3 separate regions of the Mus musculus genome follow, and all the other regions are linked to region 2. A link is a loop called in an ENCODE intact Hi-C map of the cell type or tissue named here. Cell type or tissue: gastrocnemius. All regions are shown on one strand. Each heading gives the region's core, and the rest is flanking DNA. Links, peaks and the distances in the headings are about the cores only.

Region 1 (10,364 bases), core at 855-8,854, 380 kb after region 2:
AATTGGAAAGTCAGATACCCTTGGGTAATTACCGGTTATGATCCATCCTTTTCCTTCATTGAGTCTATCAATCAGCATTTAGTCTGGGCTAGCTACCAGACGATCATTTTACCTGAACCCGCTCTGAGGGAGACATAAGCAGCAGCCTGCTGTACAAAAGAAACGGGCTCGGGGAGACTATGTCTGCATCTGTACTCACATAAGTCAGTGGCAGAGCAGACCCTCTGGACCTCGGCCTGTAACACCCCAGTTTCTGCCCACCCAGCTTTCTTTTTTACTGAGTTTTTAGTAGTAAGCTTGCTCATTGTTCCAAAGCGTTCACAAATTCCAGGAGACAAGAGCTGGAAGTGGCCCAGGTACCTCTAGGATATAGCATCCCCTGCTCCCAGGCCAAAGCCAATCGGGCCTATGAAGTGTGCCGTGGTGTACCAGCTAGTTTTGGCTACCTCGGGGCCAATGGAGTGATTTGTCAGTCTCTGGGCAGGTAAAGCACCTATTGATGGGCTCTGTTACTGAGCCTTGTCCCATGAGAAAGAGAAGTAGACCCTGGCTCTCAGCCTCTGCCTTACCCACCTAGGGTGGTCGGGCATGGGGATGAAGGTGCAGGTCCCAGGGACGTGAGTGCGGCATTCAGAGTGAAACCTCTGCTTTGGTTCTTGATGCTTTGGACTAGTGGTCTGTCCCACTCTCTTCCTGTGATAGGAGAGGATGCGGGCTTCATTTTCATTTCTATTTCTTCCCCCAGAAGCTGTCAACGGTCCAGACATGGGTCCAGATAAAATTCTCAGGGCAGGAAGGAATGGAAAACGTCTGGCTGTAACTCTGACAGGAAAGCCTGTTTTTAGAATTTAGAAAGGTGCATGCAACTCGCTTTTCTCCAAGTAGGACAGAGAGAAGCGCCAGGGAAGCCAAGAGGAAGGGCCTGCATCTCAACTAGCAACGTGGAGGCTTCTAGCCCCGCCCCGAGTTCGTCCACCCTCCCAGACTTCTGGGCACGGGTTTCCCAGAGGAAGCATGTTGATTTCTTTCACGTGTGTGTGGGATGGATGCCTTCTGTCCCTTTCAACGACTTTGTAACCAATTCTGCAGGACTTCCCGTAGGCTTTTCCTTTCTGTAATTTTCCCCACTGTCAGCAGTGGCGGAATTCTCACGGAAGATATTCTGAGGAGACACAGAAGAAAGCCCGGCATGGTGGTGTGGTAGATGCTGGCGATCTGCAGTGCCTGGAAGGTGGAGACAGAGGCATGGACAGCGAGATCTAGTCTCAAATAAAAGCCACTCGAGAGTTCTAAATGTCCTTGCCTGTAGAGGATAAATGAGCTTCTCTTGATACATTTTGTAATACTCTTGCCAGCACTCATAAACCTATCTGGCATTGAAATGAACTTGACCAAATGTCCCCATTAGACCTTTGAGGAGGCAAATGTATAATGAAATGATCAAAAAAGTCCTTTATGCAGCAAGCTCAGGAATTGTGTGTGTGTGTGTGTGTGTGTGTGTGTGCATGTACAGGTGGAGGACAGAAGATGTAATCAGCTCTCTTCCTCTGTCACTCAGTCTTTATTTTCTGTGGCAGGGTCTCTCTGAAACTCAGGACTTGTCAAGACTGGTTACTCTGTCTAGCCAACTTGCCCTGAAGTAATCCCCGCCTCTATCTCCTGAGAGCTGGGATTACAGTCAGCCACATGCCTGGACCCCAACTCCTATCTTCATGCATATATGGCAAGCACTTTATCTCCTAAACCATCCGCAGCCCAACCATCCCCATCTTGGGACTTTTTTTTTTTTCATTCTTTCCTTCAACAAAGTTATACAAAACACCATCTAAAAGCCAAATTCTAGCACCATGAAAACGGACAAGTCCTACACTCAGCTGCCCAGTCTTCTTGAAGAAATGGCCAACAGCAAGTCGTTGCAATGCGATTTAACAGGTACCGCAGCCTGCACAGCTATATGCTGAAAACTGAAATTGGGAGGAAGAGATTGAATTGGTGGCTGATGGCTTCAGAGCATATAATTAAAATAAGAATACAGTAGACACTCTTAATATATTCAGGGTAGTGAAAGGACCATGGAGTTTCACAGCATGGTTCAGTGCTTGGCTGGAGACTGAGCTAGACCTGGTCTGGAGTATTGTGTGCGTGTTAAGTTGTTCATTGCTAGGACAGATGCCTGACAGCAGTTACAAGGAGGAAAGATTTATTTTAGTCCATGGTTTCAGAGGTCCTTCATGGTTGGATCTGTTTATTCTGGTGAGAAGAATCATCATGAAGGTAGGGGCAGGTGGCAAAGGCTATTCTCGGTTGGGGACAGGGATGGAGAGAGGCAGGGAGAGACGGCAGAACAAGAAAGTACAGGGACAACTTTCAAAGGTAGGCTGCTGCAACTTCTCCCAGCTACGCCTCAGTTCCTCAAGTTCCCAGCACTTCCCCAAAAGACTAAGCATTAACACACCCACAGGAGATGTTTTCTATTCATAACACCACGCACACCAGGCAACAATGATCCTGCATAATATTTTATCAGCTTAGTTCCTCCTAGCCCCGCTCAATGGTGAAGTGTCTCTTGAAAATTATTTCAGTAAAACTCTCACATTGGTGCTGAGAACCATATTTATTATTATTATTATTATTATATTATATTATTATTATTATTATTATTATATTGGGTATGTAGATACAAGGAAGATGAGGGCAGTATACTTCTTGATTACTAACAAAGGAGTCCGGCCATCAAGCACAGCAGAAAGCTGTCCTCCAAGCAAAACAGCTGCCGTTATCATCAGCTCAGCTAGGCCTGCTTGAAAAGTCATTGCAGCTAGAACTGTTAACTGTTGGCATTCACCTTGTGGAAGGAGGGAGGGGGAGGCTCATTGGCTGTCACCTGTGTGTCTGGCTACCGCTCTCAGCCGTTGGAATACATTACACTGGTCATGCTGGGCGTGTGGAAGGGGTGGGAATCCAGTGAGGCGCTAGAGGTTGGGAAAGACTGATAGGAGAGCCTCTCTCTGAGCAGCCATGGCAGTTGTCATCCATGCTTGGCACAGACCTAATGGGCTGACTTAATGTCACCCATGCGCTGTAAATAAGCCTAATGAGCTCATTGGTCCCCCAGGGTGAACTTGGGCAGAATCTATCTTTGCCTTGTCATTGGGACTAGGGTAGACATTGTTTACACCTCTCAAAGGGAGGAATTCTCACCCAGATGGGGAACTGGATGGCTCCACCCCTCCACCCCAGCCTATGGAGGGAAGCAAGCTGCAGAGACATTTTCCTGCTCTATAAGATGGGATTTTGTGTCTACCCCATTCACTTGAAAACGGTGTGCACAACTCCTAGACAGGGCCACTTGACAGCAAGCTTCTGTGGATGGTCAACTTCGTATCAAGTGGAGTAGTGATCGATTGTGTATCTGAATTCACACCGTTTAGCAGCACAGAGAGGGTAGCTGGAAAAACCGGCACAGGGTGTGCTCGTCCAGGGTCAGTCCTGGGAACGCTGGGATGAAAGTCATGGGAGCTCACAGTCCAGTACCAAAGGCAACGGGCAAAGGCTGTGCAGATCAGCATGGCAGGCTGCAGGATTAACTTTCAGGGGCGGTGGAACCTGTGCAGACGTGAATACAAATCACAACTATACACTGCACAGATCGGAAAGTCATTTTCCAAACGGTGGACACTGATCCAGGTCTGAGAGCTGGGCCAGGCCAGGAGGTTGGGCAGGCTGGCAGGGAGCTGGATCTGATGTCGGACTCAGTCTTATTTTCACCACTTTCCTGAACATTCTAAAGTGAGTGGTAGGACCGTAGTAAGTATGGAGAAGAAAGAGAGCTGCTAATGAAAAATGAGTGCCCATGACTAGCTGCAGCCTGTGCTCAATGGTCAACTGACACTCTGCCTTTGACAAGAGGCAGATTCCATGAACTTAGAGACCCTGCCAGGAAAAAAAGCAATTAACCAGAAGGAATCCACCCCAGGCTTGGCCGGACCCTGTTGGAGCTGGAGTGGGTGAGGGAGGCGGGTAAGTCTAGCAAAGCCACAGGGAAAGGACTGTGGTGTTTTTCAGGTACATTCCTAGACAGGGCTGTCCTCGGCCACAGATCCCAGAGTCCCAACTGAAGATGAACTGCTGGGTCTGGCTTGAATACCCAGCTAAATGCCACCTAGTTTCCGAGGCTGTGTGCCACTGCTGCCGTGAGGAATGATGGGCAGGCCAAGTGACGTGGCTTTCTGGTCCATTTCTGCACAGTCTGGAACATCTAAGAGAACGTTACACTGGGCTCTAACCCAGCAGCTAGGCCAGGAGCCCAGCTTTCTATGTGAATGCATTTTGGGCTAAAGTTTCCTCCCGCTGTGCTGTCTAGCACTTCTTACTTGGACCAGTGACATCTGCATGATCGGGAAGCATGTGGGGCATGCAGAAGCTCTGCCTCCCTGTCTCTAGTCAGAATATGCATTCAGGGCAACCTGGCTGAGAGCCAGGGGGCGCCATAGAGCAAGGAGCGGCACCCATACTAGCAGACGTTCAGCCCCAGTCAAAAGCCGCTGGATCTGATGTTGGACTCTCTGCTTCAGAGACGAGGCTGGCCCACAGCAGGAGCCTGCAGGGGGCTTCCCTTCAATGGGGTGGGAGAGCAGAAATGGCAAGGACCCTCACAGCTGCTGGCAGAGAGCACCGATTTATGGGTCACTTTCGCTATTTCGAGCAAAAGAGGCCGAGCAAGAGTTTAAACCAGGGCAGCCTCCTCTAGGTATGTGGGGGCTTCATGAGTAAATCCCAGGAACTCGGTAGCAAGCAGAGGTCTCATTTCCATTTTCCAGATGGTTGAGGGATAGATAGGGCTGGGATGTTGCCAGCTGGCTGAACAAACTCGGGACCCTCTCTTTGCTCTATTGGTGCCAGCTGGTTCTTGGGCCAGAGATGCAAGCTGTGCCCAGGCACACGTCATTCCAGGTCCCCGGAGACATGCCAGGCACCGGCTGTTGGTCTTTCTCACCAGAGCCAAGGCCCAGCCGTGGGTCTTCTCTCATAGGCACCGATGACCACGACTCTTTCTCTCTTCTCCATCTTAATGACCGGTATCACTTCTCAGACCACACACCGCACCTCACATAATGCCGCAGATAGATGTTGGCTACAGAATGGCTCAGGCAGGAATAAAGAGGCTGCCGTGTTCAAGGAGCTCAGAGAGCTGATGTACTGGGACTCTCTGTAGGGGACCAGATAAAATGTCTAATGAATGCACAGAGCTGCCAAATACAGATCCAGATGATAGGCCGTTTGGAATTGCCACTTTGAAGCGGGCACCAGCAGGAGAAAGTGCGCCTGAGTTAGAGCCAGGGTCCTAGGCTGGGGTCCTCCACTGCGGCATTTCTCCAGAGTAAGGTTCACGACCCGCACTTCAGTGTGCTGGTCACGTGTCAGCCTTGGGGTGCTACCTTCAGAGGCCTGCCCCAGCTTGTACATGGTGTGGTTGGTGAGCATGTGTCTCTAGGCTTTCCAATATGATTGTTATAGTCACAGGTGTAACTACTGGCATTAATGATCAAATTGGATCTGGGCGAGCAGGCAGACAATGGGCTTTCCCTTGTATAGACAAGCAGAGAACCACTCACTCACTTACTCACTCACTCACTCACTCACATTCAAAATGGGGTAAAATCCAGTCCAAAAGTGTGGCCAAATTGATCACAGCACCCATTACTTTCATAGCTACAACCAGAGTGATTGGAGAAGAAGGCGGTGCCCTTTTCTTGTGGAACTCAAGGGACTTCTGCCCAGCCATTCTGGGACAGACACTTTGCCTGGCCCAGGTGAGCTCTGTTCTGGGGACTGATCGCCTTGTGGGCCCTACCAGGATGATACTGAACCTTCTGTATCTGTAACCTGGTGAAGGTTCTCCTTAGCTCTTGTCTTCTTGGAGGAAAGAATTCTGCCAAGCGACAGTATAAGCAGAAGTCTGTTTAGCAAAGCAAAGGAAAGTATCCTCGAGAGAGGCTGAAGGACCCAAAGGATCTTAGCAGCCCACTTTGTGGATTTTAAAGAAATTTCTATGAATATTTATGAGATGGGTGTCAAGGTGGTCCCTTTTTGCTTTCCAAATGGGTTGGACCAGATCTATCTTTTAAGTCCATGATCCTCTTAAAAAGCCCCTGCCTGAGGTGAGAGCTAAAACCATAATGCTAATTATATTATGTAATTAGCTTGTCTTTTGAGAATGCAGACCCTTGGTTAGTATGCATGCAGTTATGGAGATGCCCTGGTTTTAGTTTCTGATACCACAGAAAGAACCTGGATGTTTAACCATCATAGGGGCACCACGATCCCCAGAGACCTCTTCCCTCATCCCCGAGTCTACCTCCCCGCCTGACTGGAAGCAGATGCTGAAACTCAGCTGTAACTTCTATCTTGTCTGTCCTTGTGGGCCCTGCTCACACTGAATGGCTCTCCCAGGTTTTACTGTCCACGGTTGCTTGTTATTTCTTGAATGCTTATGTTTTATCTTCTATAGTTTCTGTTGAATGCATTATTTTTGGCTACCATCATTCTCCAAAATTGTTACCTGACTTACTCTCTTAGATGCCGCCTCCTGCTTTTGTGATACAGGTGTACACTTGACATTTTTCAGAGCGTATTACATTATAGTTCTGTGTGTGTGTGTGTGTATGTGTGTGTCTGTGTGTGTGGGTGCTTGTGTGTGTCTCTCTGTGTGTGTATGTGTGTGTGTGTTTGTGTGTGTGTCTGTGTTTCTATCCATCTCTTTGTCTCCTCTGAGCTGCTTTTACTCTGATTGGTCTTTTAGGGAGATGTATGAAAAGAGCCTAGCAAGTCCCCAGAGACTCTCAGTCTGTCACTTCATAATTGACTGCCACTACTGTGTGTGTGTTCTTTGTCCTATCTGTCCACCTCCTAAGTTTATGTTAGTTCTTTTGGCTAAGCTGATTGGTGAATGTGTTTAATTCTACGTGCCCTGTTATTTTGCTGGCCTTTTAGTCCCTTTGCTCCTTCTAGCTTTTTCTTCTCTTTCTTCTCTCTCTGAGATAAGTTTGCTATACATTTTTTGGGGGTGTGGCTTTTATTTTCATTTTCTCTAAATAATTTATTTTATTTCATCTTATTTAAATAATTTCTTAAAACAAATCCCAACACCGAATTATCAGGTCAAAAGCGGGTTGGCATTTTCAATGCTGTACTGGGCTGGCAATTCCTTAATGACGTCATCGGGGGGAACAAATGAAGATGGCTGCCCAGCACTTGGCTTTGGAGTCTTGTCTCCATAGTTGTTTTAATTCCTTGTCGCTGAAAAACTCCCAGACATAAAAAAAGACCCTTAAAATCCCTTTGTGCAAAGGCAAAACCATCCTGTGTTAGCTGGGGTCCTTAGCTGAGATGGTTGACTTCCTGAGGTTGTATACAAAGTGTTGTGAGCATAAGCACGTTAGCCAGGAGAGGGGCCGTGGCTTTCATTACAGTCTTAGAAAGATTTGATCTAAAAAGAGTAAGTGGTCTGATAGACCATCCTACCTCTAACTAGAGAAGAGGGGTAGCAATAGTAAGACTGTGGTGGAAGACAGCCTCGCTCTGAAATCTCACTGCCTGCCCCACTTCTTCTCTCCCTGTGTGAGTCAGGGAAGGTCATTAATCCTCTGAGCTGCCTGTCAAGTGGGGATGGGCACATGAGTCGCTGTTTCAGAGTTCTCTCACTAACTAAAGGAATCACACAGGTCTGGCACTTTAATAGTCCCTGGCACTTATCAAGTGTTTAGCGAAACAATGCCCACTGTTAGAAATGTCTAAGACGTCCTACTTCAGGTAGAAGAGAGCTCCCTGTCACTTGAGGTGTCTGTAAAGCAGGTGACAACTGTTGGGAAGGCTCTGGGGCATGCGGTGGGGGGTTGTGAGTGGTGAGGGGGGAGTGGATCTCTGAGCTGGGAAGGGATTGGTTTTGGCAAGCTGAGCGTGCCTGTGAATTGTATCTGCCCTCTGGGCAGGTGGCACATGGTGAGCCTCGCAGACCTCAGTCAGCCAGCAGGCGTGACAGCTGTGCTCGATGAGATGGAAACGCACTTCTGTGTAAGAAGGCTGTTTGCAGAGCCTGTTCCTGGCAGCTTTCCTCAGTGTGCAGAAAAATAGGGTGGAACACCCAAGTATGGCCTCATCAGGGCGAGTAGGGGTGGGCAGATCATCTTTGCCACCATCCACTCATGTAGGGTGTGCAGAGCAGACACTGGCTGCCTGCTGTCCCTTGCTTCACTGGGACAGTACAGGAGAAGGAGGAAAAAGACAAGGCATTGGTCGCAGGCCAGGGCTATGTGTGAGGGGAGTGGGTTAAGCAAGGAAATGAATGACCCAGTATTGATATCACTTCCTTACTCCACAGTTAGCATTTACTTATCGAACGGCTATACCATCTTGATGGTTAAGTTTTAAGTATCAATTTATGAGGGATTGCTTAAATCAAAGTGGCCTGTGAGCATGCCTGTGGGGGGCTGATTTGACTACCAATGTTAACTATTTAGACACAGCCCACTGTGGGCAGTACAATCCCCTAGGCAGAGGGGGTCCTAGACTGTAGAGAAAGAGACTGAGCAAGTGTGCCTTTATTCTTTCTCTGCTCTTGCCTGTGGAAGAGACTGTGTGCATTGTTTTTTTGTTTGTTTGTTTGTTTTGTTTTGAAACAGGCCATTGCCTGGAACTCAGTCTTTCTGCCTCAAGCTCTTGTGTCCTGGAGCTGTGGGCATACATCACTACACTTGGCTGATGGGCTGCTTTTGTTGGGACAGTAAGGCCTGTGTTAAAGATAAGGATGTCTTTGTTTCAGAGAGATGCTGAAAAGTGTGTGTGTGTGTGTGTGTGTGTGTGTGTGAGAGAGAGAGAGAGAGAGAGAGAGAGAGAGAACTCAAATTTGAGATTCCACAAGTCTGGCTTAAGTAAAATCTGGGTGAGTAATTCACTTGTGACTAGCTCCCTCAGAAGCAGACCTTGAGATAAGGATTTGCCTGAAACTCCTTTAGGCGCAGTTGCTAGAGTACCTGCCTGGTATGCACTCAGGCCCTAGGTTTGAACCCCAGTGCTGCAGGAATCAGATAGAGTTGCTTTGTGTATCCCATCTTCAGTTCCTTGTGAGTTCAAGACCAGCTTGGGACTCATGGACTCCTGTCTCAAAATACGGTGAAGGTAACTTCATTACTTAGGATATAGAGGAACCTTACGTAGAGGATGAGGAGGAAGGAATTCTCCTGAGGGCGACTGGAGGTTAACCATGCTGAAGGCACGTAGAACACTTTCCACAAAGTTCCCCCCCACAAACCAGCTCTCTTTAGTTCTGTGGGGGACCATCCAAGGGCTTGTGCTTCTCTGGTACTTGAGCATACTACCTGCACTGGCTATTTTTATGTGACCTTGACACAAGTTAGAGTCATCAAAATTTAGGGAGCCTTAATTGAGGAAGTGCCTTCATAAGATCCAGTTGTCAGGCATCTCCTTAATTAGTGGTCTAAGGGGGAGGGTCCAGTCCATTATGGGTGGTGCCACTCCTGGGTTGGTAGCCCTGAGCTCTATAAGGAAGCAGGATGAGCAAGCTATGAAGAGCAAGCTACTAAGCAGCACACTTCCATGGCCTCTGCATCAGCTCCTGCCTCCAGGTTCCTGCCCTGGCTTCCTTCAGTAATGAACTATGACGTGGAAGCATAAGACAAATAAACCCTTTCCTTCCCATGTTGCTTTGGTCAGGGTGTTTCATCATAGCAACAGCAACCTTAACTAGGAGACTACCTGAGCAGGAAAGCCTAGAGATAGACAGTCTCGGATGCTGGTGGCAGGAGAGTTGCAGGCCACCAAAGCATCTGGGCTTTTGGAGGGTTGGGTGTGGCATGGGTCCCAGTGAGGCTTTCTGCAGCCTGATGGCTCGCAGGTGTCAGCTGTGGTGGTTTCTTGTTATGAAAAACATGTGAAGGAAACTTTGCAAGAGGAAGAGAGTGTCTTTTGCCTGGGGCTGTTGGACTGCAGGCCACAGACAGCTGGCTTTGTTATTTCTGAGAGGGCTGGGGGAGTGGAGAGTGGGGAGTTGGGGGTGAGATACACCCCTCACTGCAGCTGGGAGGCAGAGGGGAGCCCGCACTAGTGGACTTCCTGCCCACCTTTTTTCCCAGGCTGGGTCCCAGCCAGTTTGCTGCTGCCCAGGATTCAGGAGTATTTTGCCCCTTCATGGTCTCTAGAAAAACCCTCACTGACACTCTCAGAGCTATGTTTCATTAATCTAGGAGTTTCTTAACCGAGTTGATAATGCAGATTGACCATTACACTAGCCAAGTGTTTGCAGGCCAGACTGGGCTCCTAGAGCCTTCTGTGTCAACTCTTGTTTG
Region 2 (10,084 bases), core at 1-8,000:
ACGGCAGCAGCATCCCATATGCTAAATGACAGGAGGAAGAGAGCGGAGCACTGGCCCTCACCTGCTCCTGACTAGGGAAGACTGCAGATGTGTCTCACGCCCTGCACCTGCCTTCCCTCTGATGGACCAGACCCTCAAACTGTGCGCTAAAATAAAGCTGTCCTTAAACTGATTTTGTCAGACAGTTCATCTCAGCAAAAGAAAGGCCATTAGTCCACAAACAAGCCTCCAAAAGAAGAAGTGCAGACTCGTGGCAAGAGAAATGTGGTTTATTGAATCAGAATACAATTATCTTTAATTTTTATGAGATTTTTCCCTTTTGTTTTTATGGTTTTATATAAATCCAAGGATGCTATATAACATAAAATTTAATTCCCATTCACAAAAACTACATTTTTAGAAAAAGTACACATTTATGGAATAAGATAGACTTCCTCCCCCCAAAAATTTATCAGTGTGATACTAACAAATTGATATTAAACAATTTTTAAAACTATGAAGACAGAAATATTTCTCAGACCTATTATGCTTTTATATCCCTAGAGCCAGCACAGTGAACTCAACTGTGAATTCAGGAAACCTGTCACGAGCCCTGGTGCTGCTGGCTCTGCACTGACTGCCCCACAATATGGTAGCTTTTAACCACTCACTTGCATCCTATGACCCCCACCAGCTCATCAATCCAGGTAAGGTGTCCAACACCTTTAGCTTAGCCCCAGCACTTAGAAGACAGAGGTTGATAGGTCCCTGTTAGTTCAAGGGCAGCCAGGGTTGTATGTGAGACCCTGTCTCAAAGAAAATACAACAGCAATGGCCTATTGCCTGTAATAACATCCACTTAGTTCCCTGGCTTCCAGGGAAACTTCTGTCTGGTTACTTCGAGTTCGCAACATTGTTGCAATGCAGAGCTGGTCACCATCTATATAAAGCCTATACTCATTTGCTTTACCTCTGAACTGACTGTATCTGCCAAGCCTTCAACTGAAAAAACCACGTATATGATGCCCACTGGGATTCCCCATGCAAAATATGTAAACTGCCAATGAGAAGCAACCCCACATGAATGTTCCTAACCCACACAGTACAGCAGGACTGCCTGTAGGTGTTGTGTCTTAATACAAAACCAACTACTCTCCCCCAAATAAAAGTAAAACTCTTAAATGCTGAAAAGAAGCAAGAAAAGCTAAGACACAAATGTTCTCTCATCTAGCAAGGATGACTGGATATGGAAACCATTTATTTTCCTGTGTAACCTCAAAGAAGCGAAAAGTACTTCAGAACCCAGGTGACTAGTTATTCACCTACGCAGCAGTTACATACTTTCTGATTAGCCTGAGATTTGGAATCTTCGGACAAAACCGCATTCTTTGCACGTTGCAGAGTGATATCTTCAAAATCAGTACACCTTGGCAGAACTTCAAGTCTCTCCCGAAGAGCTTCTGTCTGGACTCTGTTTTGAGGGAGGGCAGAATCACAGCAGAATTCTTTCAACTTTTCCAGGGACTTTAAAACAATCCTGGGCCTCAGACATTTCTTTGCCTCTTGGGAAATATGAAGAAAAAAACACACCAATAGTATTTTGGCTTCACTAGGACAATTCATAACTTGCATAGAATTTTTCAGAAGGACATTCCCATTGGAGCAATGCACCTAGCTATAATGTGATAAAGAACACCATGTTCAAGGTAAAGATGACCCATTTAAGCATACATATAATTTCATTCACTGATGAAATCCACAGAGAAGTATAGTCAAAGAGGCTGGCAAGATGGCTCTGCAGGAATGGTGTCACCAAGTTGATGACCTATGTTCTGTGATGACCAGAAACAACAAGATGGGGGGAGAAAGCCAACTCCTTCGAGCTATGCTCTGACCTCTACACATATATGGCTCCCATGCACAGATGCGCGCGCGCGCGCACACACACACACACACACACACACACAATAAACACACAATAAAAGAATAAGCAGTGCAATTTTAATTTTAAAAAGCAGAACTCTAGTGGAACTCTGCTTCTTGTTTCTTTGCGTATAATGACAGACAGGCCAGGTATATGAAGCTAGACAGGGAACTGATGTATAGTCACTAATTCAGTACACAAGAGTCACACCCAATCCTTAGAAAAGCAAAAAGCCAATTCAATTGGCAACACAAAATGCTTAAGTCTCAGAATGGGGCCACCATGGAGTCTGGAAAGCTCTGAAATAAAAAGAACTGATTCAAAGTAAACTGAGCCTACATTCTTCTCACCCTTCAAGCTCTGAGAGCCTTTCTCCCACTCAGCACGGACTAGAGACTTCTCTGGAAAGGTGTAATATGCAGAATTTCTGGTTATAAACTATCCCAGGAAAATGATAAGAGCCAAAGCTGACTGGATGCAGAAATAAAAGGGATGAAAAAGTCAAAATGGTAGATGCAGGAGACAAGATGGTCATGAGCAGGGTTAGAGGTATAGGTCATGAAGAGGCTCTGTTCACCAGTACAGCTCTTGAAGTCAAACATGAAAGAGTTAAGATAGATAATAAGAAGGCTCGCTGGGGCAGGGAAAGGTGGCGCACACCTTTACTCCCAGCACTTAAGAGGCAAAGGCAGGTGGATTTCTGAGTTCGAGGCCAGCCTGGTCTACAGAATAGCCAGGGCTATATAGAGAAACCCTGTCTCCAACAACAACAGCAGCAAAGGCTCATTGGGGACTGGAAGAGAGCTTCCTAGGTAAGAGTGCTTACCAACAAGTCTTAGAAGCTGAGTTCAAAGCCAGAACTCACACAACGTAAGGAGAGAAATAACTCATGCAAATTGTCCTCTGACCTCTTTTACCTATGTACTATGACACACACAAATAAATGTGATAAATAGATCATTAGCAAATGTTTCATCTTTATAACCAAGATTTAAAACATAACATGGCAGGAGAGATTGTCCAGTGGTTAGTGCACATACCACCCTTCCATCAGAGAACCTGAATTGCCAGCAACCACATCAGATGGCTGATAACCACCTGTGACTCCAGCTCTCAGAGGATTACATGCCTCGTGCCTATGCAGGCATCTACACTCACAACACACACACACACACACACTCGCAAAACACACATACACACTTTTTAAAAAATACAGCAATAGTGAACAAAAGAGAAAGTTGGAAGAACTACTAAGAGAACTGAGCTCCTCTGTGGGCCTAGCCTCTCAACCAGCAGCTGAGGAGCAGCAGGGCTCCTTCCCTACACAGGAAAACAAAGCTCAGCACTCCCATGATCCCCTCTGCCTTCTGGGGAAGCCAGCAGCTGAGAATACTTAGTCTCTGGCACTCACCAGGGTGGTGAGCTGCTACTGAGATGTTTTCTTCCTCCTTCTCTGGAACTTTCCTTGCTTTTTTCTTAGTGGGCCCACCATTTCCCAGTGACCTCTTCCTGCTGTCACCTTCTGTCACCTGTATCGGGAAGGTTGGAAATGGTGTATTAACACTATTCTAAAGCTTGAAGTCTCTGGAGTTATTTAACCTTGCTGCAGAATGATAGTAAGTTCCTGCCTGCCACTCTACTTTTTACTCTGAAAAGGCTGTTGGGGGTGACTGTTTTTGCCATCAGAGACAGAAACTGGCAGGAACAGTCTCTCATTACCTCACATTCTACTAAAATTATGTGGAATTCTCTACTTTCCTACTCATATGTTAAATAAAATACTTCTACAAGATCAATTTTAAAAAATCTATTTTCAAAATGCAAAATTATAGAAGGAAGAGGAGTAATAAACGACCAATGTATTTCCTGTTTCAAAGCTTCCATTCACTATTAAAAGATGTCCTGAGACTATCTGTTGGCAGATAATCTATGAAAAACTTAAAACTTTTGCCTAATATCCTCTCAGTGGTGAGTGCAAAATGAATCTTAGTGAATGTACAGAAATAAAAAAAAAGCCTTAAAAAGAGAGAGTAGAGCATTAGTCAGTATTGGAAAGAAATATAAATGAAATGGGTTAAGATTCTTAAACTGATTTGCAACTGCAGTAAAATACAGGAGATGCCCGTTACAATCACCTTCTACATCTTCAGTCTGGGAAATGACCGAGGCCTTAACTCACCCTGAACAAGTGTGACACATTGCCAGCTAGTGTGGGAAACATCCTTGGGCCTGTGTTTGTGGCAGTATCACGATGGGGTTTTGGTTTTGTTTCTCTTTGCTTTGCTTTGAACTATCTGATGGGCTGCAAGCAACAGGAAGTAGCCAACTATAAGCATGTACAGAAACTTCATCCATCTAAATGCTTACACTGGAAATCTGTACAGTAAAACGATATTCTGGCACGGGGATCAGAAAGACAGAGCACATGGTTTTGAATTCTGAGAAACTAGCCTTAATGACAGCTTTCTTCTAGTCAGCCAAGCAAGCATATGTAAATAAAGCTCCTCTTCAACCATCAATACAGTAGGGAAAATGTAAAGGAAAGAATGAAGAACAGAGGTTAAAAAACGCATCCTGGGCCGGCCGGCCAGTCCTCGCCATTCACCACGATAGAAGTTTCTGGCTCGGGTTCCGGCTACCGACTGGAAGCACCAAGACCTCAAATCTATTACCGCTGGTCGGGTAAAAAAGTCAACTAAAACAAGGACCAGAAGAAGCCGCCACCTTAAGCCTTCCCTGGCCCCGCCCCTTAGCCCTACCCACCATTAATAAGCTCTCCATAAGGCCTCCGCTTCCGGCCACGACGGCTACGCACCCGCCCCACCCTGACCCCGCCCCTAGCGGTCCGGCCCCACCCCGCCCTCTAGCTCCGCCCCGTCCCAGACAGAACCCGCCCGGGACGGCCTTCGCCTAGGTGGACGCTAGGGGCGCCGCGGAGCCGTACTTTACCTTCTCTGCTGGCTCCGTGGAGGACGCGCTGGATCTTAGGCTTCCCGCAGACCTGAAGAACCGGCTTAGAACCGTTTGCCTCCCCGGGCCTGGGCCGGCGGCAGTAGAGCCTCCCGACGCGGATTTCCCGCGGGGCATTGCAGTGTGCAGAAGAGCCGGCCTGCTAGGAGCGCGAGCGCGCGGCCGCACTTTCTCGCGCCTGCGCGCGCGCACGCCTCAACCTGTGCGGGACCGGCCTTGGGGGCGGAGCCTTAGCTACACAAATAGAATGCGCGGCGGGCCTTGGTGGGGGCGGGGCCTTAGCTGCACAAATAGGATGCGCGGCGGGCCTTGGTAGGGGCGGAGCCTTAGCTGCACAAATAGGATGCGCGGCGGGCCTTGGTGGGGGCGGGGCCTAAGCTGCGCAAGTGGTACACAGCTCAGGGCTGCGATTTCGCGCCAAACTTGACGGCAATCCTAGCGTGAAGGCTGGTAGGATTTTATCCCCGCTGCCATCATGGTTCGACCATTGAACTGCATCGTCGCCGTGTCCCAAAATATGGGGATTGGCAAGAACGGAGACCTACCCTGGCCTCCGCTCAGGTATTGGCCGGGCTGGGCTCGGGAAACTGAGGCGGTTCACTGAGTAGGGTCATGCACTTGGCTTGGACGCGCGGGACGGGCGTGAGCGGTAGGCCTACCGGCCTCAGCCAGAGACCAAGCTACCGGTTCCCGCGGTGATCCCCCTGCTGTGCCAGCCTTTGCTCACAGGCTCCCTGGCCGGGAGCAAAGTCCTGTCCTTGAGCGGGCAGCAACACCACCCCCCACACCCACACCGGACTTGCACCTTTCGTCGCTGAATGGAGCCTGAGCATACATGACGGGTTAACTGTTTCTCTAACTTTCAGGAACGAGTTCAAGTACTTCCAAAGAATGACCACAACCTCTTCAGTGGAAGGTAATGTAGAGTAATTAAGTCATGAGAATTATGTTTGCTTGAAGCAAGATTTACATGGTAGAGGTATGAGTAGAAAGTCTCCCCTGGGAATCTGGGATCTCTGTTTCTTGCTAGAAATTTTTGTGCGATTCCCAGATTTTATTAAACATCCTCTTAGAATACTCTATGTTTGAAATTTTGTTAGCAAGTGCATATAGCTCGAATATAACTGGGCAGAATCGGCAGCAAAATTTAGCACTTTGAATAGAGACCTGAGCCGGTATTTAGAATTGTTACTGAAAGACAGAAGACTTGAGTAAATGGAGAAAAATGCAGGGGAGAAGAGGCTAAAAATAATTTAAATCTGTTGGCTTTAGGAAGACACGGTGGGATGAAGGCTGTGGTCTTCAGTGAGGCAGTCTGGGTGACTGACTTTAAAAGAATGGGGAGTGGTGTGCAATAATTATAAGGCAGTTTCCCATTACTTGTGATTGTAAGGACATTCGCTGTAATTCTTCCTAACAGACATGTTTGCTTATTGCTTATCATTGTAGGAGAGGAGGGCAGAGCTGATGGGAAAAAGAAGTCAGCAGTGTAGATGTTGAACATTAGTAGAGAACATAGTAGGTCACTGTGTAGACAGGTTGACAAATGCCATCTTGGGGGCGTGGCACAAAACATGCACACAAGCCACCTATTCATGTTCTCTACTGAGTAGCCTGGCGTTGGGATTAATGAGTCTGATGGCCAGCTGTGCTGCTCTTTCTACGATGACTCCTCAGTTCTTAGAGGGCACACTGTGAGCAATCTCAGCACAGCAAGATTTGTTACACATCAGCTGCACCTCCAGCTCCTTGCCATTGTGGACCAGAAAGTTCTAGAGCCGCTAGGCAGCATGTGCTTGGCTTTCTTGTTGTTCCTGTAACCAATGTTGGTCATCAGGATCTGGCCCTTGAATCTTCTCTGTACCCCGCTGTCAGTGCCTCTGGGTTTCCAGTTTCCCTTAATTTTCACGTATCAGTCTGACTGGTGTCTGATGAACTTCTTGGTCCTCTTTTTGATGATCTTGGGCTTCACCAGAGGCCGGCGAACAGCCATGATGCAGCAAAACAGATGGCAGCCACCTTGTAGGCAGTGCCAAAGAAGAGCTGCAGATGCCATCTTAACACAGTCTACTCTGAGTTCAAATCCTACTACCCGAATAAAAAGCTGGACACAGTGGCACATTTGTAATACCAGCATTAGGGAGGCACAGACAGAAAGATCTCTGGGGCTTGCTCTGTAGCCAATTTGTGGGCTCCAGGTTCAGTGAGAAAACTTGTCTCAAGAAGATAGATAAAGACACCCAGTCACACTGCCTGGCCTGTGCATATGGGTTACACAAAAATATAAAAGCTTTATATTTTTACCCAGTTTATGTTGGTTGTATCCATTTACCTTCTCACTCCCCCTGAGTCCCCTTCTCCTTCCCTAAGTCATGTTCTACTTGTTATTAATAACCCTGTGTGTGGCCATTGACTAGGATGTGAGCAATCTACAATCAGTCCAGACCAGAAGATGGGCTCTCCATCTCCCAGCAGCCATCAACACCAATACCTACTGGAGGGGCCTCAGGAACCCTCCTCCATACTTGAATTTTGCCTGGCTTGATCTTGTGCAGGAGCCAGATGAGAACTGATGCATACATATGTGAGCCCTGTCGTGGCCGAAAGTCAGCCTTTCACAGCTCTCTTCCCCTTCTACCAACTCTTACATGTTTTCTGCCCCTGTCTTCTGCAAAGGTCCCTGACCTCTGAATATAGATAGGTAGAGATGATCTTAAATATACATAGAGATAGGTATTATTTCTCTGGGATAGATGAATCAGAGACAAGTAGTTTAAGATGGTGAACACATTCAATCTCAAGAATTCCAGGATTAGAACCTGTTCTCCACTTTAGACACTAATAAAGCATGTAAGGATATCAAGTGAATTACAAAATCCAGTCAACCTGAGCCCTGTGGACTGAAATTATGCATGGTTGCAATGGATTAAAACCTAAGTAAAAGATATGAACTGCATGAGCCAAACTGAAAAATTGAACTATATTTAGTTAATGAGAACTAAATCTGAATTTTAGGTAAAGCTGTTTGTCTTAATTTTTCTAAAGGATGCCCACTAGATGTCACTATGACAATCGTCTTGCCTATGTATGTCACTGACAATATATGTGTATTTTCTGATAATCTTTTCTGCTTGGTATTATAGGTAAACAGAATCTGGTGATTATGGGTAGGAAAACCTGGTTCTCCATTCCTGAGAAGAATCGACCTTTAAAGGACAGAATTAATATAGTTCTCAGTAGAGAACTCAAGTAAGTGTTATAACATGAGCTCATTACAAGAAAAGTGATCTGTTTCCCAGGGCACAAATCAGTACATAACAGGATAAGGCAGAATGAACACCTGTGTGTGTGTGTGCGTGTGTGTGTGCGTGCACGAGTATGTAGGCAGGTACGCATGCATGTATCCATGCAAACAAACCTGAATGTTGCTCTTCTGTGTCCTTCCTGAGGGTCTGTCCACCTTGTTTTGTTGAGATGGGGTCTCTCGCTGGGGTCTGTATTCACCTATTAGTCTGGGTTAACTGACCAGTAAGTAAGATCCAGGAATCCTGTCTCTGCTGATCCACAGAGAGAATTATGGGTGCATAACACCAAGCCAGTCATCGTTTTTGAACCAGGTGCTGGGGATCAAACTTGGGTCCTCATACTTGCACAACAGATACTTTACAGTGTTATCCTCCCAGTGCCTTATAAATGACTCACTCACTGTCCAAACCAGTTGGTACTGTCAGAACTTACCCAACATACTTAAGAGACTTAGACGCTATCATCTGCTTAAGCCACTGAACCACACTACCTACTACAACAATAGAAACTGAGTGGCCACTTACACTATGGGGCAACTTAATTCTGTTCCTTTAAGTGCTTGATTTTATCACCTTAAGAATTAGAAAAAAATATGGAAACAGTTCTGCAGGTTCCTTTAAACCATTTTTCTATAGACCTAGCTCTCAGTTATAAGATTTATAACTGGTTTCTCGTTTCACAATCTAAAAGTGCCTATGTTTTTAGTTTCAGCGAATTGAAGTGGCTATCCCATTTTTGGAATCAATTCTAGACACAGTAAAATATGAAGGACTTGCAGAGACTGGTCATGGTCATGTACTCTATTGTCTCTAGTTAGTTACAATACCCAGATACTGTGTGTTCTTTGTACAGTGTCAGAGGTGAAGTAGTTCAGTGTATTAAAATGGCCCAGGAATCTTCAGGAGAAAGAGTGTCTGCAGTTGGTTTCTGCCAAGACATTTCATTTCCTCCAAAGTAACATTTGACTAGATGATTCCTTCTCTGTGACTGGAAATGTCCTAAGAACCTGAGGTGGTTGGGCTGAAGAAATAGCTCAGCAGTTTAAGAACACTAGCTGCTCTTCTAGAGGATCTGAGTTGGATTGCCAACACCCATGTGGCAGCTCACAACTGGCTCTAACTCCAATCCTAGATGGTACAGTGCCTTCTTCTGGCTTCCAAGGCTCCATGCTTTCATGCACATGGTGCACAGACACTCATGTAAGTGTTATAGACAAACACACAAAAGGTTAATGAAACTAACTTTTTTTTAAAAGGGACTGGAGGTGGTAGGGTACGTAAATAAGATTAGCTAGAAGTCAAATCTGGTCCTTTGACCTTGACCATGACTTTGAAATTGTTGTTGCTACTAGTCTTTACTTAATAAAATAACTTCCTGGATCTCAAAGGAGTTTTAGTTTGGATTTTTTTGATCAGCAGATGACAACAATCTAAGGGAAAGTTAGGACTCAGGATATTGACTATTCTTCCTTAACTTAATCCGTAGTCATCAGCAATGATGCACCATGTTAGAGGACCAGGCACTGCTTGTTTGAACTGCAGTCAAGAATGTCACTCCCACGTGTTTTATTCAGGACCCACCCAGAGAAGCACCCAGAGAAGCTATAGTTATATAAGAGCTTCATTGTAGGGGGTTGGCTTTCACGAATGGGAGGTGCAGTTACATGAATCCAAAACTGTGGAGAGCACACATCAGGGAGAGCAAGCTAGAACTTTCCAGGGGTGCTCTGGTCACTCTGGGAAGTCTGAGCTCTACCCTGAAGGCCTTTCGGTGGTTTAAACCAAAGTCCTCATAGATGTCACCACATCTGCAAGACAAGCATCGGAATGAGAAGTTAGAGCAGCCCTGGGAGGAAGAGAAAGCTCTCCCCATAGCTGCATGCTAAGAGATTCTTATGTAGGGTTC
Region 3 (10,364 bases), core at 1,541-9,540, 180 kb after region 2:
ATGAGGAGAGAATTAATCCTCCACTTATTTACAGAACACACTTCCAGATAATACAATAGTTGCTAAGAAAATGTTCTTTAGGTAAGAATTCCAATAAATAAATGTTAGGGTTGGGTCAATTCACTGCAATCCAGTGATCAGTTTCACCATTGGTAATATGGAAGAATCTAGTCAAACCTGAAAACTAACTGAATGTTTGCAGAAAACTCAGTCATCTAAAGACAGCTAAAAGAGATTTAAAACAAACAAACAACAACAAAAACCAAAGCAAGCAACTTATAAATTAATATAGGAAGACAATATTCTTCTAGCAGTCTATGGTGAATGACTAGTGGAGGGAGAGAGGGAGGAGGGAGAGAAGGAGAGAGGGAGGGAGGGAGGAAAGAAGGGAGGGAGGGAGGGAGGAAGGGCTGAGAGACCTGGAATACAGTAGTAAGGCTGAGAGGCATGACCCAAGGTCTCAGGTGAGACAGAAGTGGAGAGCACAAAGAAAGAGCACAGAGAAAGAGGATTGATATAAAACAGAAATGTAGAGGTCCAATCCGAGACCGAGAATAGTGCTCCTTCCAAAAGGGGAAACAAGCCTGAGAAAACTTCATTTGAAGGCAACGTTAAGAATTTTTTCCAGAATTCATGAAAAACTCAATGAGTAAAAATACATCATATCACAATAAAAAATAAACAGAAATTCACATTTTAGGCACATTCTAGGGAAACAACTAAACTCCAAAGATAGAGCAGCCAGAGAGAAAGGGTCATTTCCAAAGTTACAACAATTATGCTTATAATTATAACTGGATTAAACCAAGATACATTTCAGAAGTATTTTTCAGTAACAATATATGACATCCTGATTCAATAAAGTCTGTTAACTCTTGTTTCCATTGTCAAATATTCCTACCATTATACCATATACACAAAAATGTACACAAATACACATATTAAGGCAATAAAGGGAGTATGAAAGAGGAGGCAATGCAGGAAATAAGAAAACACCATAGCACGTTCTGAGAGAAAGAAGCATCTATGCAACTATGAAACAGGAACACAAAACCGCAGGGAAGGAACATATGGGGAACAGCAGCTGATCATAATGTCAGCAGGAGAAATCTTAAAAATTCAAGAGGCTTGAGGGACACAGTAAAAAGTCTGTTCATAAGACACACTAACAAGATTAAATGTATTTATTACAAAGAAGTAAAACTTGAAATCAACAGTTTAGACTTCTAATTGGGAAAGTATACTGAACAAACAATTCAATTTAGAATTTCTAATCCCAAATTAGAAATAGAAGTAAACTGAAAACTAAAGAATACTGAGGTTGTGGCTACGATCCACCTTATGAGGCATTTATTTATGCATTGTATTATATCTTTTTTTAAAGTTGTTATTTGCTTGGATTTTGACTGAGTCTCACTGAGCCCAGAATGTTCTTAACTCAATATATACCCAAAGATAACCTTGAACTCCTGACCGTCTTGCCTCTACTTCCTAGTACTCCTGTTACAGGCACAGATCACATCTACTTCTAGTAACAAATTCACTTCACTCCTAGACATTTAAAGTATTATTTCTATCATCTATGGAAGAATTTAGAAAGAGTTGCTGAATCATTTTCTGTGTTCTACGATTCAAACAGAAAGCCTAGACTTAAGATGAGAAGTCTACTCATAAGAGTCTGGGTAAGAAGAGCAAGAAAGGGTAACTGAGTTATTCATTATAAATCTCCAGTATCATTTAATCTTTATGTATGATATGGTTACCCCACCCCCTTTTTGCAAAAAGAGCTCACTATATAGCCCTGGTAGGCCTGGAACTTGCTATCGGGCTAGATTTGACTTGTGGAGATCTGCTTGCCTCTGCCTTTTGAATACTAGGGTTAAAGGTATATGCATCAGGCTAGTTATCCCTTTGACAAAAATAAAAAATAAAATTAAATATAATGGTAAAAAATAAACCAGGAGTGATGGCATATGCTTGTAATCCCAGCACTCAGGAAACAGACAGGAAGATCATAAATTCAAGACCAACCAGTCTGACCTACATAGCAAATTCTAGGCTAGCCAGCACTATATAGTGAGACACTGTCTCACAAAACCAGTAAATGAATAAGTACATACATATTTAAAAGAGTAAAGGGCTGGAGAGATGGCTCAGCGGTTAAGAGCACTGACTGTTTTCCAGAGGTCCTGAGTTCAAGTCCCAGCAACCACACGGTGGCTCACAACCATCCGTATGAGATCTGATGCCCTCTTCTGGGGTGTCTGAAGACAGCTACAGTGTACTTACATAAAATAAATAAATTAATTAAAAAAAAGAGTAAAGAACTTTGAATATAGAATGCATAAAAGATCTATCATCAGGTAGTGGTAGCATGTACCTTTAATCCTAGCACTTGGGAGGCAGAGGCAGATGGATCTCTGAGTTTGAAGCCAACCTGGTCTACAAAACAAGTTCCAGGACAGCCAGGTCTACACAGAAAAACCCTGTCTTGAAAAATAAAAAACAAAAACAAAAACAAAACAAAAAACCCAACAAAAGTTCTGTACTGGCTAGTAGTGTGTCAACTTGACACAGGCTGGAGTTATCACAGAGAAAGAAGCTTCAGTTGGGGAAGTGCCTCCATGAGATCCAACTGTAAGGCATTTTCTCAATTAGTGATCAAGGGGGAAAGGTCCCCTTGTGGGTGGTGCCATCTCTGGGCTGGTAGTCTTGGTTCTATAAGAGAGCAGGCTGAGCAAGCCAGGGGAAGCAAGCCAGTAAGGAACATCCCTCCATGGCCTCTGCATCAGCTACTGCTTCCTGACCTGCTTGAGTTCCAGTCCTGACATCCTTTGGTGATGAGCAGCAGTATGGAAGTGTAAGCTGAATAAACGCTTTCCTCCCCAACTTGCTTCTTGGTCATGATGTTTGTCCAAGAATAGAAACCCTGACTAAGACAAGTTCTCAAAACAGTTTTCACTAGCGAAAGTCAGAGGATTTTAAAAACAAATCAAAGATTCCATTAAAGAACATCTATTTGCAGAGTGTCTCAACATAACAACACACCAGTAAGCATATCATTTGAAGTGCCCAAAATACAGGAAACACCACAATTCAGCAATCTGTAAAAAGTAGGACAATGCAAATACTTTCCATTGAAACTCTTTAACATGAACTACTACTAAGCTGTGGATTTTCTCATTTAAACTAAACAGACTGTACTTTGTGGCCAGTAATCTATTATACATTGAAGAAACAAACACAATGTATGACGCAGTCTCTATTTAATGTTTGTGTGGATAAGTGTTGATAAGATTTGTTTTTAATCTCATGTATATCAGAGTGAGCTTTATTCAGTGACTTCTATGTATTTACTTGTGTGGATATGGCTGCCAGAAGAGGCCTTCCAGAAGCTAATTCTGTCCTCCATCATGCATGGAAGGGGTCTAACTCTTCAGGCTGTCAGGCTTTGGCTGCAAGGCTCCTTTACCCATTAAGCCCTCATGCCAGCCCGACAATGATTTGAGATATTTTTACTAATTTAACCATTTAAATACTCTCAGATTTCCAAACAAATTTTTGTAATATTTACTTTTAAAATGGTTTTAAAAGTCTCTTCATGGTTTTAAAAAGTTGGTAACAACAGGGACAATTAATAAGAAAATAAAACAATAAAACAAAAATACAACTTCTAGAATTGCTAAGGTGAGAGACAATGAGGACATAAACAGAGACCAAGGTGAAGATGAAACAGATAAGTAGCTCTTATCTGTACAGTAGTAGTCTCTTGGAGACGGAAACAAAGGGGAAGGCTGGCATTACCAACAGATCCCCACGCTGGGTGACTGGGGAAACCAATAGCAATGCATTGACCATCACAGGCAACTCAAGAGGAGCAGGAAGAAGGAAAACACCTTCTGGACTACTGCCTGAAGTACCTTGAGAACATCCCGGGGAAGATGTCCAAGACACTGTTGAATGTAAGAACCTGGAATACAGAGAGGATTCTGAGATAAAGATTTGTAAATCAGTAATGCACCACTGTGAATGGAAGCGACCTAGGAAAAGATACAGAAGAATATAGAAGCCTGACATGAAACAACTAATGATCCCTAAACCTGTGTGCATAAAGCTATGACCTGGGTTACACATACTTCTGTAGAACTATCCAATACACAACGCTGAAAGAAAGAAAATCACAAAACTCTGTACAACATAAATCCATTTTCCACAAAAATTGTTAAAATAGTATTAGCAAGGGGGAAAATACGGAGGAACAAGTACTAAACTAAATCTAGTGTAGGGATTATGTAAGCCTTTCAAAGCTAAATTATGTCTCTCTACATTTTACTTAAAAAGAGAAAAGGAGATAATTTTATTATTTTCCTTAAAAATGATATAAAATATTCTAACAATATAAAAATAATAAAAATATATTAGAAGGCAGTTGGACACTAGACTGTAAGGGGTATAAAATTGTGAAAGACAGTAATATGATCATGAAGAAAATGTTCAATGTACATTAGAATTAGAATTTAAAAACAACCAAGATTTTTTAATATAATAAAGTATTTGCTTCATTGTATGACTATTTTTAAGTGAATATGTGAAGAAAAAAAAGAATTTCCAGAGTTTTAATTTTCAAAATGGTAAATATTCTGCATTAACAATTACATTTTCTTGAATATTTTTCAATTGTCATTATCTTCAACCATATAGGATACTATGTGTAATTGGCATTATGACTGGGGACAAAAAAATTAGTTTTATTTGTAAGGTAGCTACTTCAAAAGATTGTTTTTGCTCATATTATTATGTGTATAGTAAAAAAATGTAATGGGTATATGTGTACAGCTTTTAAAAACATGGGAAAGGTGAGCAACACTCTTATCATTTTAAGTTTAAAATGCAACAGGGGCCAAAAAAAAAAAAAAAAAAAAAAAAAAAGGACAAAGAAAAATGTCAAAATGGTAAGCGGCTGGTTACTTTTGCACGGTGGAATGGTGACTAGCTCATTCCTAATTCCCTCCTCTAATTTTTAAATAGCTTGCCACTAAATGTGTAGTTTAATATCAAAGAGAAGGGGGAAAAAAGAAGTTATGTGAAAAATCGGACAGACACGATCAAACCACTAAACTTTTGCCAACTCGAGAAATGCCAAACTCAGCCGAGTAAGTGACGGAACCGGATGACATCACCAACTTATTCTTTGAATTAAAAGATGAAGTTAATATTTAAATTTACGGGCTGGTTTTCTGACATGGCTAACCAAGAACATGAGTCTGGAATGTAACAAATTGCAATCACGGTCGCACAAACAGGTTAACTGTTAAAAGTTAAGGTCATCTCTTCAGAGGCACCAAAGACAGCGAGCGAACACTGAGGCATCAGTGAAACGGAGGAGGCGGCGACAACAGGCGCCGCGGGGACTCGCGGGATCCAGTGCGGCCCGACCCGGCCCAGCCCAGCCCGCGATGGGGTCGGGTATCTCGGCCGCACAGAGCCCAGGGTGGCAGGCGGGTCCCGGAGGAAGGCGAGGCCGGGCCGTCGCAGCCTAGCGAGTCCGAGGCCGCCCCGCCCCTCCGCCCGCAGTACGCTGAGGAGAGGCCGGTGGCGGCTCCGAGGCTCTTACCTCCCCACACCCCGCCGAGCTCTCGGGGACTCGACGCGACGCCGCAGTGAGGCGTGAAGAGTAACCCGGCCACGACACCCAGGACAGCGCGACGCCAGCCTAGAGCTCGTCCCCAGCCGACCTAGCAGAGAAGGGCGCAGGCGCAGAGAATGCTTCCCGCTGCCACGCCCCCTCCGGGAGGCTTGATCTATGCGCATGCGCGCTGCTCGGGTCCGAGCCAGTCCACGCGGGCGCGCCGGAAGTGGCCAGGCGACTCCGTTGGGATCCTGCGCTCGGACGCTGTTCCAAGGACGCTCTTCTGCTGGCCTCAGGAGGTGACTAGTGCCACAGCTCAGCTGACCCGGCACTCCGGTTTGCACCAGCCAAATCCAGCGGCCGACACTGTATCTCACCTCCGGGCAGCTCCTAAATGCCGGTCCTTGGGTGAGCGGATTGGCCGACGCCGCCCTGCACTTCTGGCTGTACTTCTGCATTTCCAACCCTCTGTAGCCTCCAGAGCGGCTGCTGTCTAAAACCAGAAGCCAGCTACCCTCTCGGAAGGAGATGCCCGATGCCTCGCGCGCGCTCTCTGCTTCGGCCTTCGCATTTTCACCACGAGTTTTCTAAAATTCAAAGAGAGCGAAGAGAAAATTAGTATCCGGACCAGCTTGGGGACTGCTGGCTCGCCTAGGCTTTCGAGAGATTACAAGCGTTATCGCTGCTGTGATTTGTACTCAAGAGACTTCACAGTCAGAGCTCAGGTCCTCAATTCAGTAATTGGCAACTGTAGTTTATCTTTCAGAGATTCTGCATCTCTACTTCTGGTTCCCCTTCTAAACTCTGATTTTTGCCAAGAGCAAAACTTTTGGTTGTGTAAGGTGACTGGCCTGTTCTTTGACAGACAATGCAAAAGAGATGCTTCGCTTACATTAGCTAATTAATCTTAAGAATAATTCCACAAGGGCTGGAGAGATGGCTCAGCCGTTAAAGGCTAGTCTCACAACCAAAAATATAAGAATAATTCTACAAAGTACAGTGTGTATTTTCACTTTTATACGTTGGACACTGTCACAGATAAAATGGGGCCGTCGTCTTTTTGGAACCTCAATTCAGAAGCAGTGGCTTGTGCATACAAATTAGGGGCAAAAGTATATAGTACAATGTAAGGACAAATAAGAGTTATTTTAAATGAACAAAACAACATTTTAAAGTATATGCAAATCAGTTCACAAAATAGCATGTCTACCACATTTTATTGATGTTCAAACTTAATATAGCAGAAACAGTGTATTCTCCATAAATCTGTTTTACCAATTTGCTTAATTTATAGATGAATTCATTGGTGAGAATAGTGTGGATACTCTCATATCCTGGTGTGGATATAAGTTAACACAAATTCACATATAAAGTAGGACTTTTGAAAGAACCTGCTTAGTAGCCAGGTACAGTAGCCCAAATTCCCTCCCCAGGAACACCTGTAAGGAGAAGCAAGGTAAAGACAGAACTTCCAGAAGGAAAGACAGAAACCAATGGGGACCTGAGAGGGAGAGCAGTCTGTCTGTCTTTCTTGCCTCACTCCTATTCTTGAAGTATGTTCTTGATATTGAAACTATGAATCCAGTCCCCTATTTCCTCCTTCTTTTTTCACTACCTGAATTTGAATTCTAGTTCTGCCACTCATTAGCTTTGTTACTGAAAGCTAGACACTCTCTTAGTAAGAGTATGATACGAATAATGTGTAACCTGAGATATCCACATAGCACAATTGAATCACTGATGATCCTATTGGCTCAGTCCTTTTCATGAATTGTTGGATTCTATTCATGTTGGTATGTTTTATGGTTTGTGTATGCTCAGCTCAGGGAGTGGCACGATTAGAAAGTTTGGCCCTATTGGAGTAGGTGTGGCCTTGCTGGAGTAGGTGTGTCAATGTGAGTGTGGGCATTTAACATCCTCAATCTAGCTGCCTAGAAGTCAGTCTTCCACTAGCAGCCTTCAGATGAAGATGTAGAACTCTCAGCTCCGCCTGCATCACTTCTGCCTAGATGCTGCCATGTCCCTGCCTTAATGTTAATGGACTGAATCTCTGAACCTGTAAGCCAGCCCCAATTAAATGTTGTCTCTATAAGAGTTGCCGTGGTCATGGTGTCTTTCACAGCAACAAAGCCATAACTAAGACAGTATACCAGTGCTCTATGACTGTGGCATATCAATAGCCTTCAGGCATATTTTAAAATGGACTTTCTGGGGCTGGAGAGGTGGCTCATCACGTAGTAGCTCTTTCAGAGGATCCAGGTTCAAGGCTCAGAACTTACAAGGCAGCACATAACAAATAGTGAGGGGATCCAACACCATGGGCACACAAGCTGCAGAGACATACAGCAGGCAAAACACTCATAAAAGAAAAACTCTTTTAAAAGCTGATTTTGTTAACATAGAACAACTCTTGACAGCTTTTCTATGTGGCTGGTGCCTTAGAAAGACCTAGATGTCTTAGTTCTGGTTCTTTTTGTTGTTTGTTTCTCCAGACCTGATCTAAAATAGCAATAGTGCCAAGGTTAATTTAACTAGCAAGTGGTTTAAAACCAATGCTTTCAATTCCAGGTCCCTCTTTCTTTCTTTCTTTCTTCCTTTCTTTCTTTCTTTTTTTTTTTTTTTTTTTTTTTGGTTTGCTGTGTGAGTGTGTGTGTGTGTGTGTGTGTGTGTGTGTGATATTGATATTGTTCTTTTGTTTTTTTGCTATTCTTTTGTTTTTTGAGATGGTGTGTGTGTGTGTGTGTGTGTGTGTGTGTGTGTGTGTGTAACCTTGGCAGCTGTCCTGGAACTCACTGTGTAGACCAGGTTGCCAATGAACTGAGAGATCTGCCTGCCTCTGCCTTCTGATTGCTGAGGTTAAAGCCCTGCTCCACCACTGCCCAACCTGGCTTACTCCCTTTTCCTCTGGTGACAACAAGCACAAATCTGAGTTCAGAGAATCTCTTCACCAGTGCAAATTAAACTTTGTACCAAGCAGCAATACACAAGCAATTAAGGAGAGAGATGTCTACAATGGCTGTTTACAGAGCATACAGAGAACAGTGTTTCACACCTATGTGTGTGCGCAAGAGCCCGAGCATGCACATACACACACACACACACACACACACACACACACACACACACACACACACACAGTTGCTTACTATCAAGAATGCTTTACAAATAGGTGTCATTTATTTACCACCTACTGCATTTTAGCTCTGATCTATTAACTGATACAAGCATTTCCTAAGATAAACAGTCTTGCTCAACTGTGAACAAGCCTAGAGTTCTGGAACCCTCCCTGGTGTTGAGAGTGCCTGCCAAAGCTCAACAGCACATATTTGCAGAGGGCTTTCTCTGAACAATGCATTGAAGGGCACACTTCCTGCAAACAACCCGTTTCTCTTTACACAAGTGCTAGGATTTAGCATCAGCTGTTGAGAAAACTGCTTTTCTTCAGTTCTTGCAGGACAGTTGTGACACTTAAAGACAGTTCAAACGCCCAAAATTTCTTTGAGTGCATTTTGAAATCAATGACAAATGAGTAAGAATCACATGAGGATTTGTTGATAAATCTTATTTTTTTAAAAAAAAAAATCTATGCTTTGGACATCAATACTTGCTTGTATACCATAATCACACTATATTTCCTATCGAAGTCAGACTCATTGCAAAATCCTACAATGCTCTTATCTATTTATGGTTGATTTGTTTGTTTTGACAAGGTTGTACCCTATTGTCTAGACTAACTTCATACTTCTGCCTCAGCCTCCAAAGTGCTAAGATTACTGGTTGCATATTACTTTGTTAACAATAAATTAAAAGAAAAACCTATAGCAATGTTACTTTGTGACATCAATTGTTTTGTAATATGCGGATATGTTTGCCCAGTCAATCTGTTCTATAGCATATTAAGTTTAAGACTGACAGCTTTGTTTACTTGTGTCCTCCAGAACAATAAGGAAAACACACATGCTACTGAGAATTTAAAGGCCTTTCCTATACAAGTGCAATTGTACTTTGTATCACTCTTATTTGCTCTCAGTATTTTCTCTATGCACAGCACATTGTTATAGAAGTCACAGAGATTACCAACATGACTGATGGATGGCTTTAACACTAAAGGAAGTTTACAACCCACTCTGCCATTGTTTTATGGACTAGCATAATCATTTGAGAGACAACGGAAAAGGATACAAAATAATACACAGACTTTTAGTCAGTTAAACCTTCTGCAACTTTCTTTACTGGTTAAGAGAAGACAAGTGATGGTGAACTACAGTAAAAATGAAATGTTATAAAAGCAGGGGTGGGGTGCTGGAGAGGTGGCTCTGCAGTTAAGGGTCCTTGTTACTCTCCGAGAGGACCTGGGTTCAGTTCCCATCACCCACATGGTGGCTCAGAACCACTGTAACTCCAGTTCCAAGTTATCCGGTGCTGCCTTCTGCCCTCTCTCCACCAGTCATGCATGTGGTACACATACACACATGCAAGCAAACACCCACACACATGAAATGAAATAAAGAAATCTAAGAAAAAATTTACTGAAATTTCTTAGCAAAATTTGGGTTTTGATAATTGCTTTGAAAAATTACTTGTATCAACTTTGATCCTTAGATAGCTCAGTTTACAACTAAATGCTTTCAACACTTCTGGAAATTCATCTCGATTGTAATATTTTTGGAAAATGTATTCCTTAGATTAGCCAGTCATTCCTTGAATCAACAGCAGTTTTTAATCTTTTTGGAAA

The links. Peaks named below come from ENCODE experiments on the same cell type or tissue, not always from the same donor. Only the 100,000 strongest peaks of a DNase experiment are listed, where the experiment ranks them.
Region 1: it touches region 2 in a loop (4-fold over the local background); 16 of 42 quality-filtered maps call a loop at or near these places.
Region 3: it touches region 2 in a loop (5-fold over the local background); 3 of 42 quality-filtered maps call a loop at or near these places.

Annotation. Positions count from the first base shown.
Region 1 is chr13:92,729,046-92,739,409 of GRCm38, forward strand. No RefSeq gene overlaps it. Among named protein-coding and RNA genes, the nearest start is that of Gm41018, 27 kb to the left of the region's middle. In gastrocnemius, for the core only: a CTCF peak has its summit at 4,497; DNase peaks (open chromatin) are centred at 2,939, 3,733, 4,037, 4,408 and 4 more places; H3K4me3 peaks cover 1,296 bases; H3K27ac peaks cover 998 bases.
Region 2 is chr13:92,349,911-92,359,994 of GRCm38, forward strand. Msh3 (mutS homolog 3) reads right to left here and starts at 5,093. Exons shown (of 24, transcript NM_010829.2): 1 at 4,853-5,093; 2 at 3,315-3,432; 3 at 1,321-1,541. The coding sequence starts at 4,990. It overlaps Dhfr (dihydrofolate reductase), which reads left to right and starts at 4,873. Exons shown (of 6, transcript NM_010049.3): 1 at 4,873-5,434; 2 at 5,740-5,789; 3 at 8,017-8,122. The coding sequence starts at 5,349. It also overlaps the pseudogene Gm19308. In gastrocnemius, for the core only: CTCF peaks have their summits at 4,842 and 7,928 (motif pointing right); DNase peaks (open chromatin) are centred at 4,814, 5,153 and 5,531; H3K4me3 peaks cover 1,852 bases; H3K27ac peaks cover 1,812 bases.
Region 3 is chr13:92,525,085-92,535,448 of GRCm38, forward strand. Zfyve16 (zinc finger, FYVE domain containing 16) reads right to left here and starts at 5,726. Exons shown (of 18, transcript NM_173392.4): 1 at 5,615-5,726. In gastrocnemius, for the core only: no CTCF peak of the experiment used is centred there; a DNase peak (open chromatin) is centred at 5,786; H3K4me3 peaks cover 2,265 bases; H3K27ac peaks cover 2,675 bases.